Linked DNA regions of Homo sapiens: region 1 is linked to region 2. A link is a contact called in ENCODE Hi-C data. All regions are on one chromosome and are shown on one strand. Each heading gives the region's core, a stretch centred on a gene start or an enhancer-like site at or near the end of the contact. The rest is flanking DNA. Distances are from core to core; before and after follow the strand shown.

What was found. A loop is a pair of places that touch in the nucleus more often than their neighbours do. Pooled maps may share reads with other maps.
Region 1: a loop to region 2 is called in a pooled map, with 9 times the contacts of the local background. The contact joins the promoter of LRRC47 here to the promoter of PRXL2B in region 2. A Hi-C loop is called at or near these places in 2 of 37 single-sample maps with no recorded cell type and 7 of 50 pooled maps.

The regions. Positions count from the first base shown.
Region 1 is chr1:3,792,112-3,798,173 of GRCh38, reverse strand. It overlaps LRRC47 (leucine rich repeat containing 47), which reads left to right and starts at 1,676. Exons shown (of 7, transcript NM_020710.3): 1 at 1,676-2,312. The coding sequence starts at 1,698. RefSeq lists enhancers at 1,495-1,789, 4,130-4,808 and a silencer at 1,905-2,114.
Region 2 is chr1:2,580,952-2,588,055 of GRCh38, reverse strand. It overlaps PRXL2B (peroxiredoxin like 2B), which reads right to left and starts at 1,279. Exons shown (of 7, transcript NM_152371.5): 1 at 1,108-1,279; 2 at 761-965; 3 at 264-315. The coding sequence starts at 1,170. LOC100996583 (a long non-coding RNA gene) reads right to left here. Exons shown (of 4, transcript NR_121638.1): 2 at 6,406-6,496; 3 at 4,561-4,686; 4 at 3,522-3,931. RefSeq lists an enhancer at 1-471.

The sequences.
Region 1 (6,062 bases), core at 427-2,926, 1.2 Mb before region 2:
CCAGCCTCTAGAATTTTATTTTTTGGCCAGGTTTGGTGACTCACACCTGTAATCCTAGCAATTTGGGAGGTTGAGGCAGGTGGATTGCTTGAGTTCATGGGTTTGAGACCAGCCTAGGCAACATGGCAAAACCCCAGCTCTACAAAAAATACAAAAATTAGCCAGGCGTGGTGGCACATGCCTGTGGTACCAGCTACTCAGGGGCTGAGGTGGGAGGATCACTGGAGCCAGGGAAGTTGAGGCTGCAATGAGCCGAGCTGGAACCACTGCACTCCAGCCTGGGTAACAGAGCAAGACTCTGTCTCAATAAATAAATAAATAAATAAATAAGAATTTGGGGGCTGGGTGCGGTGGCTTGTGCCTGTGAGCCCAGCACTTTGGGGGGCTGAGGCGAGCAGATCACCTGAGGTCAGGTGTTCGAGACCAGCCTGGCCAACATGGCGAAAACCGGTTAATATAAAAATTATATTAACACGGTTAATATAAAAATTAACCGGCCACGGTGGCATGCACCTGTAGTTCCAGCGGGAGGCTGAGGCAGGAGAATTGCTTGAACCCAGGAGGCGGAGGTTGCAGTGAACCAAGATAGCATCACTGCACTCCAGCCTGGGTGACAGAGCGAGACTCCGTCTCAAGAAAAAAAAAAGAATTTTGGTTTTGGTTTACACCACTCAAAAGTGCAGGAATTCCAAAACAAGCCGGTCGGGGCACAGTAGAGCACAGACTCTGGCTCCTCCATCCGCCCGCACCCCACCCTGTGAAAGGAAAATAAATCTCAAAACCCCACAATCACTAAGTCAAAGGAAAAAGTCAAGCTGGGAACTGCTTCGGGCAAATCGGCCTCCCGTCTTATTCCTAAATAAGATAGTTACAAATACATATTTTTAAAGCTACACACCTCCCTCACAATTTGCCCACAAAGAAATTCTCTGTGGGCCTCAAGATCTTTACCCTAAAACAGTTCTGTTGAATTTCACCCTGGCAATGCAAATTGATAGCTTCCCTTCACAGGTGCGAGACAAAGGACTGAACTCAAAGCCATCCCTCTGCTCACCTAGACAAATGCATATCTGATCGCTTCCTTTGCTCTACTGTTTACGTAGAAATGAAGATTCAGTAAGCCAGACTAAAGCATAAGCGACTATTCCTCTACCCGCGTCTCACATGCATAATAAATTGTGCAGTCAGCGAAAGGCTGAACAAAGACTCAAAAGAATGCACCCTCCGGTCTCTTCTCTACCTGTGACCTGAAAGCCCTCTCCTGGAATTGTCCAGCCTTTCTGGGCTGAACCAAGGTACACTCGCACGTGTTGATTGATGTCTCACGTCTCCCCAAAATGTACAAAACCAAGCTGCATCCCAACTTCCCTGGGCACCATCGTCACGATCTCCTAGGGTTGTGACACTGGCGTGTCCTTAACCTTGGCAAAATAAACTTTTTACATTTCATTGAGTCCTGTCTCAGATATTTTTGGGTTCATAACCCCCACCCTCACCCCTACCCGCGGAGAGAGCGAGCCGCTCTCCAGCCCCTCCCCGGCTCTACGCAGGAGAGGCCACTCTCCTCTATGGCACGCGCGGCGGCACTCTAGCAGCCAGGTGGCTTCTCTATGGGCTTTTCCGGCACAGGTCGGAAGTGGCGCGCGCTGCCCCGGAAGCACCCTGGTGGGTGGGTGCCTGCCAGCAGCTGAGGCGCCATGGCGGCGGCAGCGGTGTCAGAGTCTTGGCCGGAGCTGGAGCTGGCTGAGCGCGAGCGGCGGCGGGAGCTGCTGCTGACGGGGCCCGGGCTGGAGGAGCGAGTGCGGGCGGCGGGTGGGCAGCTGCCGCCGCGGCTTTTCACCCTGCCGCTGCTGCACTACTTGGAAGTGAGCGGCTGCGGGAGCTTGCGCGCGCCGGGGCCTGGCCTGGCGCAGGGCCTGCCGCAGCTGCACAGCCTCGTGCTGCGGCGCAACGCGCTGGGGCCCGGCCTGAGCCCCGAGCTCGGGCCGCTGCCTGCCCTTCGGGTGCTCGACCTGTCGGGCAACGCGCTGGAGGCGCTGCCGCCGGGCCAAGGCCTGGGCCCCGCCGAGCCGCCGGGCCTTCCGCAGCTGCAGAGCCTCAACCTCAGCGGCAACCGGCTGCGCGAGCTGCCAGCCGACCTGGCGCGCTGCGCCCCGCGCCTGCAGAGCCTCAACCTCACCGGCAATTGCCTAGACTCCTTTCCCGCCGAGCTCTTTCGCCCCGGCGCGCTGCCCCTGCTCAGTGAACTGGCGGCTGCTGACAACTGCCTCCGAGAACTCAGCCCCGACATCGCCCACCTGGCCTCGCTCAAGGTCAGCGGGGGCTGCCCGGGCGGGGCGGGATGGGGCCTTGGAGTAGCCCTGGAGAAGGAACCCCTCTCGGGGCCGAGCAGTTCCTAGTGACGCCCCCTGGGGCACTGGGCCCAGGGAATTCCTACAAGGCTGAAAGGAGCCAGCTGCGGGGGGCATCACCCCTGGGAAGCAGATGCCGCCTTCCAACTCCCCCTTCTCCTGGCCACACCAACATACTAGGTGGCCTCTGAACTCCCCCGCATTCTGTTAACTGGACTTTTACACGTGGTACGCTATTTTGTAATTGTTAGCAAACCTGGCTTCTCCTGTAGATCGAGCGTAGAGACCTGTCTTTTTTGTATCTAGTACTTGTGAAGTGACTTGAGAGTGAGTCTGGTGGTGAAGGGGGCACCCTGGATTTTGCATAATGCCACATGCTGTGATCTTGAAGATTATATTTCACTTCATCCTAATAGCAGCTTTCCAAGGTAGGGGTGGTTATTCCTGTTTTACAGAAAGCCAAAGGGCCTGCCCAAAGTAAGCAGCAGGTAACTTGGGTTTTTCTCCAGACTATATTGTCCAGCGTCTGTTTACTAATTAATCTTGGATCCCCAGGCCCCGCGATAATGCTTGGCCTATAACAGGTGCCCATTGAATCTGTTGCCTAAAAGAAAGTAGGGAAGCCACATGGCAGAACCACGACCTAAACCCAGCCAGATGTTCTCTCCATCTTCTCTTTTGGTTTCATCCTTAAGGCAGTCCTGCATTTCTTCCCCCATTTTTCGTCTTTGAATTTATGCAGACATTTCTTTTTTTTTTTTTTTTTTTTGAGATGTAGTCTGGTCCTGTCACCCAGGCTGGAGTGCAGTGGCGCGATCTCGGCTCACTTCAACCTCCGCCTCCCGGGTTCAAGCGGTTCTTCTGCCTCAGCCTCCTGAGTAGCTGGGCTTACAGGCGCACACCACCACGCCCGGCTAACTTTTGTGTTTTTAGTAGAGACGGGTTTCACTGTGTTGGTCAGGCTGGTCTCGAACTCCTGACCTCATGTGATCCGCCTGTCTCGGCCTTCCAAAGTGCTAGGATTACAGGTGTGAGCCACCGCGCCTGGCCTATGTGGACATTTCTTAATAAAATACGTATACACTTTAGCAGCTTATCTATTTATTTGCTGTAGCAATTCCTCAAGACATTGCAACTCATTTTACAAGTAACATATCTATATAAGGATATATAGACAAACCCTGGCCGGGCGCGGTGGCTCACACCTGTAATCCCAGCACTTTGGGAAGCTGAGGCGGGCAGATCGCTTGAGGTCACACCACCAGCCTGGCCAACATGGTGAAACCCCATCTCTACAAAAATACAAAAATTAGCTGGGCCTGGTGGCGCGTGCCTGTAGTCCCAGCTACTCGGGAGGCTGAGGTGGGAGGATCACTTGAGCCCAGGAAGTGGAGGTTGCAGTGAGCTGTGATACCAGCCTGAACAGAGCGAGACCCTGTGGCAAAAAAAACAAACCCACTGTAGAGTGACACATGGTTACTGATGTAACTGCCCAATGGGTTCATTTTATCCACTACCCGGATAGAGCTGATTTATCAGGGCAGGAGGGTTGCAATAGAGAAAGTTTTACACATGTAGAGCCAGCTAAAGTGGAGACTGGAGTTTTACTGTTATTATTATTGTTGTTTGAGATGGAGTCTCGCTCTGTCTCCCAGGCTGGTGTGCAGTGGTGCAACCTTGGCTCACTGCAAGCTCCGCCTCCCGGGTTCACGCCATTCTCCTGCCTCAGCCTCCCGAGTAGCTGGGACTACAAGCGCCCGCCACAACACCCAGCTAATTTTTCGTATTTTTAGTAGAGATGGAGTTTCACTGTGTTAGCCAGGATGGTCTCGATCTCCTGACCTCATGATCTGCCTGTCTTGGCCTCCAAGGTGCTGAGATTACAGGCATGAGCCACCGCGCCCGGCCGAGTTTTATTACTAAATCAGCTTCCCCAAAAATTTGGAGGCGGGGTTTTTCAAGGATAGTTTGGGGAAAGGGGAGGGTGGCTAGGCAACGGGTGCTTGCTGCTGATTGGTTGAGGTGCAATCATAGGGGTGTGGGAAACGGTCCTGCTTACTGAGTCACTTCTGGCTGGGGCTGCGGGGAGCTCTTTTTGGTTTCAGGTAGAGCCATTGATCAGACATGCAAAAACCCTGAAAAGACACAGCTCAGAAGGCCGGTCTTAGGTTCCACAGTGCTGCTAGTGCTGTTATCTGCAGGAGTCACTGGGGAAGTCGCATATCTTGTGACCTCCAGAAGAATAGCTGGCAGTTGTTTATGTCTACCCCTTAGCAGAATTCAGGTTCCTCCATCCTCCTATCCTCGTGGACCCTCATTAGCTTTACAAAGGCAGTTGAGTTTTACGGAAGGAGTATTATCATTTAAATTACAAATGTCTCCCAAAGTTAGCTTGGCCCAAGCCCAGGAATAATTAAAGGTAGTTTGAAGGGCCAGGCGCGGTGGCTCCTGCCTGTAATCCCAGCAGTTTGGGAGGCTGAGGCAGGCGGATCACCTGAGGTCGGGAGTTCTAAACCAGCCTGACCAACATGGAGAAACCCATCTCTAGCTGGGCATGGTGGCACATGCCTGTAATCCTAGCTACTCAGGAAGCCAAGGCAGGAGAATCGCTTAAACCCGGGAGGCGGAGGTTGCAATGAGCCAAGATGATACCATTGCACTCCAGCCTGGGCAACAAGAGCAAAACTCCATTTAAAAAAAAAAAAAGGTAGTTGGAAGGCCAAAGATGGGGATTGGTTAGATCAGATCTCTTTCACCACCATAATTTTCTCACTGTTACAGTTTTTGCAAAGGTGGTTTCATTGGCATTTCCTGGAAGAGGCGAGTTCACTGGCATTTTCCTTGGTCCTCAGGGCTGTAGGCATCCCTCTAGGACTAAGGTGTGATGTTGGATACAGCATGGTCTACTCCCACCTTCCCACCTGACAGATACTTTTGGTTTTCCAGAGTGTTGATGTACTAGGCATGTATCTTAACATTGTGCCTTACATCATGTAAGTGTCCAGTCAGTTGCAATATTTCTCTTCAAATTCATAGATGTCTTTCAGTATTCAAGTTCTTAAAAGTGTTGTGGGCCAGGCCCACGCTTGTTATCCCAGCACTTTAGGAGGCCAAGGCGGGCGAATCACGAGGTCAAGAGATCGAGACCATCCTGGCCAACATGGTGAAACCCCGTTTCTACTAAAAATACAAAAATTAGCTGGGTGTGGTGGTGCATGCCTGTAGTCCCAGCTACTCGGGAGGCCGAGGCAGGAGAATCGCTTGAACCCGGGAGGCAGAGGTTGCAGTGAACCGAGATTGCACCACTGCACTCCAGCCTGGGTGAGAAAGTGAGACTGCGTCTCAAAAAAAAAAAAAAGTGTGCGTCCAGCTCTCTGTAGCACCTGCCTGGTAAAGCATTCCTCTTTATGGTGCCCAAAACAATGTCATTCAAGTCAAAGAGTGTGTCTTGTTTTCTAAATCCCAAAAGAGGTGGCCAAGTTCCCTTTCCCCTGGGCCATTCTGTTCGTAAATTTTAGGCGTCCAGTGGCTCTCTATCAGGAGACCTGTTTCTTGGAGGGTCATGCAAGAGCTATTGGAATCCCTTGTTGCACTCAGATGTCCTTTTGGGTACCTTTCTGAGGAATGGCTACCAGAACTATGCCCAGCAATGTAGCTACGCACATTGGAATTTCGCACACAAAGGCAAATGCATTTGATGTCCTTCCTGGT
Region 2 (7,104 bases), core at 30-2,529:
CTGATGGGCCACGAGGCTCCACCCCACGAGGTGGTCTGGACACCGAGAGTAAGCCCCGGACGAGGTGGCTCATTACAGTCACCCAGCACCCAAGAGAAGGCCTGGCAGAAGGGCTGGTCAACAGTGCCACCAGAGCCGCCTTGCCCAGGAAGGCCCGAGTGGACAGCACCACAGAGGGCAGCAGGGAGAGGAGGTGGCAGGGAGCGGTGGGAACCCCTGGGCCCCCCACCCCACGCTACCCAAGGGTTCCCGCCCCCACTCACCGCTTGAAGCCTAGCTCCTTGTAAAGCTGCTTGCTCTCATCCAGGTAGAGCTCTGGAAAGCGGAAGCCACATGTGTGTGCCCCAGGCGCAGAACCAGCCCCCAACCCACTCACCACAAAGAATCGCCCTCCTCCTTCCGACCCTCTGTTCCTCTGCCCACCCTCCGTGCTCAGCCCACCCCCGCAGGGCAGGGAGGGGTAAAACGGGGCTGAGTGTCCCCCCTCCCCTCAGAAGAGGGGCTGAGTCCCAGAGGCAACAGGTGGAGCCGGCGGGGCAGAGCTCGTCCAGACTCTGCTGCTGGGCCCAGGTCTGTGCAGGGCACCACCCAGCCACCAGCTGCGGGGCGGGGAGGCAGGGAGAGATGAGGGACGCTGACCCGTGGGCATATCAAGGCCGCTCCAGCAGACAGAAGGGCCGGGGTTGGGCAGGAAAGGGCCCCGAACGCCCTGAGCTTAGGGAAGGGTATGTGCGCCGCCGCGGCGGGGAACAGGACGCACCTCCCGCGAAGTAGTCGCCGTCCAGGAACTCCTGCAGACCCAGGGCCTCGGGCCCTACGCCCACCAGGCGCACGCCGTGTTGGTCCAGGAGCCCAGCAAGGCTGCTGAGGTCCTGGGCGATCCAGCGGCACACCACGCACCCGAAGCGCCGCAGCCCGGCCACCACGCACGCGTGCTCCCGCCACAGGCTCCGCAGCTCCACGGCCTGCCGGGCGGCTGGGTCATGGGCGCGCCCCGTTGCCCCCAGCCCCGCCCAGGCCCCGCGGCCCCCACCACCCCATCGCTGCCAGGACGCCCGGGCAAGGAGCCAGGGACGCGCCCACCGCCCTGCGTCCACCCGGCCTCACCTCCCCGGTCACCGCATGCTTCAGGATGCACGCGCCCACGCGAGCAAGGTCCACCGTGCTCATGGCGGCCGCTGCCAGCCCTGGTTCCCGGCTCCCCGACTCCCTGTTCCCCGCTCCCGGCTCCTCGCTCCTGGATCCCCGCTCCCGGCTCATAGATCCAGCCCCAAGCCCCGCCCCGAGATGCCCCGGTCCCGCCTTTCTTGCTGCCGCCGAGGCCCCGCCCCTTCGGGCTCGTCTCCGCCCCGGGCCCGCCCCCAAGATGGCCGCAGCGCGCCCCGGCCACGCCCCCGACCGCACCCCGAGCCCTGCTCCGCCCCCTCGGATTCGCCCCTAGTCCCGCCTTGTTTCCCCTCCTACTCCAGGCCAAGCCTCGAGATCGCGGCGCCAAATCCTGGGTCCGCCTGCTTCGGTCCCTCCCGCCTCCTCAATCCGGGCCTTGCGGGACAGTTGCTGTCCCGCGTCCTGGTCCCGCCCCTAGCCCCGCCTCTCCGTTGGGCCGCCGACTTGGACCCCGTCGGCCATTGGCGCAGCAGGCGGAGCTGGGCGGTGCGGCCCTCGGTGCGCGGTGCGCCTGTGCGGAATGCGGCGGGAGGCGGGCAGCCGGCTCGGGGTCGTCCCGGGGGGCGCCGGGGAGCGGCTGGGTACGGTGGGCCCAGGGGTGGTCCAGGGAGCGGCGGGGGTCTCCCTGCGGCCTCGCGCGAGACTGGGCTGGACTCAGGGTTGAGGGGAGAGGGTGAGCGCAGGGGTCGCGGGCATAGGGGACCGCGGGCCGGGGTCTCCCGCGGGGCGGGGGTCCCAGCAGTGGGGGGCGGGGGGGTGCGAGGGCTTAGCCTTTCCACGTGGCCTGGTTTTCGCTTGAAAATCCCCGCAAATGCGGCAGCATCTCAATTATACATGGACGCGATGTCTTTAATCATGAAATACTGTTCATGTCGTGCCGGTTGCATATCAGCTTTTAACCCGCCAAACCTTGGGGCGAAATAGACCCCGGGGAGATAAGCACAGCTCCCAGAAGTGCACTGCGGGTCAGGTGCCTGGCAGATGCGTCCTGTTCCTCCCCCACTGCAGCCCTGTGATAGCTTTTGTCACCGAGTTGGGGTGAGGGCCGGGTCACAGCTTCACCCGGCCTGGGCTCCCACCTGAGCGGGCCCGGCCTGGCAGAGTCTGTGCTGCTGGCACGGGTCCTCACTCCCCAGGCCCCAGGACAGCTCCAGGGGCCTGGGCGGGCTGGAGAAGGAAGGGGGAGCCCCCACACTGTATTCCAAATAAAGAGAGGCCCCGGGGGGGTGCTGCTGCTTCGCCTGTGCCCTCGCCCTGGGGTGGTGAAGGTCCAGACTGCGAAACGGAAGTCGTCACTATGTCAGAAAGGGCAAAAAGCAAAACAAGGAAGGGGAAGCACTAGGAGGGAGGAGCTGTGGCAGCTCCAGAGCCCAGGAGTGCAGCCCCCAGAGACCAGGGCTACCCCTCTACCGTCTCGGGCTGTGCAGGAGGGGCCCTCTACCCTCTGGAGTTGTGCAGGAGGGGGCCCCTCTACCATCTGGGGCTGGGCAGGAAGGGCCCCCCCCCACCGTCTCAGGCTGTGCAGGAGGGGGCCCCTCTACTGTCTCGGGCTGTGCAGGAGGGGGCCCCTCTATCTTCTGGGGCTGTGCAGGAGGGGGCCCCTCCACTGTCTCAGGCTGTGCAGGAGAGGGCCCCTCTGCCGTCTGGGGCTGTGCAAGCAGTGAGCAAGCTGCCGCCTCCTTGGGAGCTGGGATCCCAGACGGGATTCAGCCATTTTCAGAGACGTTCCCAGAAACGAGAATGCGAGATCAATTCCTCGCCTGGCATCTCCCACCAACGCCATCGCTGCAGGAGCCTCACTGGAAGCCAACGGGCAGAGGAGAGTGGGAAAGGAGCTTGCAGCCTCCCAGCTCCAGTGATGCAGAGCAGAAGGTGGCTGGGAGGCTGAGAAGCCATAAGAAAATAGCAGGGCCAGCCCATGTGGCCGCTCAGATACATGCTATGTGTGTGTTTGCATATGTAGGGGCTGAAAAACTCCACCTCCATCCTTTTGAGGTCCTGGCTGGGCCCAAGAGTTAAATCAAGATAAGACAGATCATCATGCCAGTGTATTTGATTAAAGTTGGATGTGGCTCAGGAGCCCTCCTAAGGAAGTGAAGACCCAGTGAAGCAGACTCAGTCGTGTGCTGAGTTGGACAGAGAACAGTGAGGTTTGAGGAAGCAGCTAGATGATGTGGGGGGCTGAAAAGGTGAGAGGCATTTTATCAGGGACTGTACAGCATTTGCTGGGTCTCAGCTTCTCATCCTTGAGGATCAGAGCTTTCTAGTGTAGGGAGAGCATCTTTCACCTGGGAATTTCATCTTCTGCTTTTAAGAAACACAAGAGAGATCAGAATGATCTTTTTGCACCTGTTATTGTTTTAACTGCCTTTAATTCCTAATAGTGACTATGCCAGAGCAGCCTATTTTGGGGTGGCACCTTCTTAACTCTGCATACTGTACATATCTGGCACACATCATTTAAAGTAAATAGACAGGCTTGCTTACTTTTTACTCAAGTGCAACATAATTCAGAAAAGTGCAGACATGCTCAGTAGACAGCTCCTTCTACACGCCTGTTGACTTTCTTTCATCAATGACATATTGGTCGGCTCTTGCTAGGCTGTGTTGCCAAAACAACTCGCAAGCCTGGGTCGATCACAGCAACCAAGTTTCCCCTCCCACTCAGGTTTCTTGTCGGCCACGGGTGGCTCAGCTTCTGATGCCTCCTTCGTTCTGGGGTCCAGGCTGAGCAAGCTGTGGCTCTCTGGAACATGCCGTTCTCCTGACAAGGGAGGACATGGAGGAGAGATGGAGAAACCATGCCACACTCTCCCAGCGGCCATGCACAGCTGGGATGTGTCGCTTGCACTCCCATGTCACTGGCCAGAGCAAGTCACATGGCCAAGGAGGGGCAGGGAAGAGCACTTCCTCCTCCAGGTGGTGCCAGCTCTGGGACTGGGTTTTAGCTTTCCTTACAAAGGAAGAGCTGGCCCGTTACCGCAGCAGGGATGCTGACAGAAGACGTGAAACTCCGGGGTCAGAGACAAAGGACTTTTTCATTCATGGCGTGGCAGGCAGGTGCTCACCTGTGTGTTTGGTCTTATCCCCTTGCCCCCAAATTCCACGGGTGCCATGTGGGTAGGCCTGGGTGGGCACTGCACAGTCAGTAGGTTTGCGTGGCCACTGAGGAGCCCTGCACTGGGGGAGTCAGCTGTTTCTGCAGCAAGCAGTGAGCAAGCTGCTCTTTGTCCCTAGAGGACTCTCAGGGCAAACCACCCTGAGAAATGGGGGAGGGTACTCAGGGCCTGCATTCCTGGCACACCCTGTGAGAGGTGGGGGGCACGAGACACTCGTGGAGGACTGCCCTCTTAACAGGAGAAGCTGCCAGTACCAGAGGCCAAAGAGACTTACCCAGAGATTTCACCGGCATCCCTGGGCTGCCTGGTGCCACATATGTGAAAACAGTCATTTCATGTAAGCTTGTCCACTCAGTAGCATGAAGGTGGGAGGGTGTCTTAGTCATAGATGGGGTGGCTTCTAAAGAACAGAAATTGATTTCTCACATTTCTGGAGGCTGGAGGTCCAAGATCAAAGCGCCGGCATATTCAAGGTCTGGCGAGGACCCCTTCCTGGTTCCTAGATCACTTCTTCATGCTGTGTCCTCACAGGGTGGAAGGCATGAGGGGGCTCTGGGGGGCCTCCTTTTTAAAGGCACTAACTTTGGCCGGGTGTTTTGGCTCACGTCTGTAATCCCAGCACTTTGGGAGGCCGAGGTGGGCGGATCACCTGTAGTCAGGAGTTCGAGACCAGCCTGGCTAACATGGTGAAACCTTATCTCTACTAAAGATACAAAAATTAGCTGGACGTGGTGGAGCATGCCTGTAATCCCAGCTACCCGGGAGGCTGAGGCAGGAGAATCACTTGAACTTGGGAGGCAGAGGTTGCAATGAGCCAAGATCATGCCACTGCCTCCCAGCCTAGGCGACAGAGTGAGACTTCGTCTCAAAATAAAATAAAATACATAAATAAAAGCACTAACCCATTCCCGAGGGCTCCACCCTCACTACCCACCTAAGCACATGCCGAAGCCCCACCTCATAATGTCATCACATTAGGGATTCGGTTTCAGCATATGAACTGGGGGAGGGGGCACAAATGGGGGAAACTGGCTCCACTGTGTGAAAATTGTCAATACTAAGGCAGAGTCACTTATGTCAGGACCCAAGCAAAACGGAGCTGGGAGGCCTCAACGGAAGGTCCCTCATGCTCGGGTGCCTATGATGAGAACTGTTACAGGGACTCCGACAGCACACAACATTCCAGATCAGCTGCTCCTATGAAGACATCTCCCCCGCAACAATCATGTTACCCATGAGTAATCACCAACCCTGCAATAAGCTCCTGTACCCAGGGAGGTTTATTCCAAAACAATCTGTGTAGACTTCCTCTTCCCACCCCTAAAAGAAAGATACACCTACGGTCCCCCTCAGCATGCATATCCCAGATTGCAATCCCCTGCCATCCCCCAGTAAACTTTATTTGGGAGAGCCAGTCTCTCTGTTGTTTATTTTACATTGACAAGTTGCAGCATCGTGGCCAGCAGCAGAAGTCCTACTAGGCTTCTTGAGTCTGTGGGTTGGTATCTTTAATCAGTTTGGGAATTCTTTTATTTTATTTGTTTGTTTGTTTGTTTTGAGATGCAGTTTTGCTCTTGTTGCCCAGGCTGGAGTGCAACGGCTCGATCTCAGCTCGCTGCAACCTCTGCCTCTTGGGTTCAAGCGATTCTCCTGCCTCAGCCTCTGGAGTAGCTGAGATTACGGGTGCCCACCACCCATGCCCAGCTAACTTTTGTATTTTAGTAGAGACAAGGTTTCACCATGTTGGTCAGGCTGGTCTTGAACTCCTGACTTCAGGTGATCCACCCGCCATGGCCTTCCAAAGTGCTGAGATTACAGGCGTGAGCCAGCGTGCCCGGCTGGGAATTCTTTTTTTTTTAACACTATCTTATGATGTCTCATTCTTTCCTTCCTTCCTTCCTCTTATTCTGGGAAGCCCCATACGCATATATTAGATCTTTTAACTAATGCGTCTTGTTGAGTCGGAGTCACATAAGTCTCCTGTTCTCTGTTGTGCTTTTCTTTCCCACGGGTATTTCAGTGGCTGTTTGCACCGTTTCTGTTGCCCTGTCTCTGTCTCCCCTCCATGGTCCACCTGCCACGGGGTCCAGTCTGCCATCACCCGTCTCATGACACTGACCTGCAGCCCTGGGATGTCCATTTGGTTCTCTCGTTTAGGTTCCAATCAGCTGTGGAATTCTCCATCCAGAGATCCCGTTAGACGGCATTTCCTGTTTTTAGTAACACATGAATGAGTTATTTTAAAATACCTGTCTACTGACACTCACATCTGAGGTTCTGCTTCTGTTGCCTCTGTTTTCTTTTCTTTTCTTTCTTTTTTTTTTTTTTTTTTTTTTTGAGACGGATTCTTGCTCTGTCGCCTAGGCTGGAGTGCAGTGGCACAGTATCAGCTCACTGCAACCTCCACCTCCCGGGTTCAAGCGATTCTCCTGCCTCAGCCTCCCAAGTAGGACTACAAGCGCGCACCACCACACCTGGCTAATTTTTGTATTTTTAGTAGAGACGGGGTTTCACCATGTTGGCCAGGCTGGTGTTGAACTCCTGACCTCAGGTGATCCACCCACCACGGCCTCCTAAAGTGCTGGGATTATAGGCATGAGCCACCACACCTGGCCAGCCTCTCTTTTCTTTTGATAATGGCACACACCTTCCTGCCTCTTCTCGTGTTTACATCTCTGTTCTAGCCCTGGGCCCTGCAAACCTTAGGGGAGGTGTGCCCAGTACACAAACACACGTGTGTGCACAAAGATAGGTCACTGTCAGGGCGTGGGGAGATCGCAGGACCTGCATCAGACCAGGGCTTATTCAGATGCTGGCT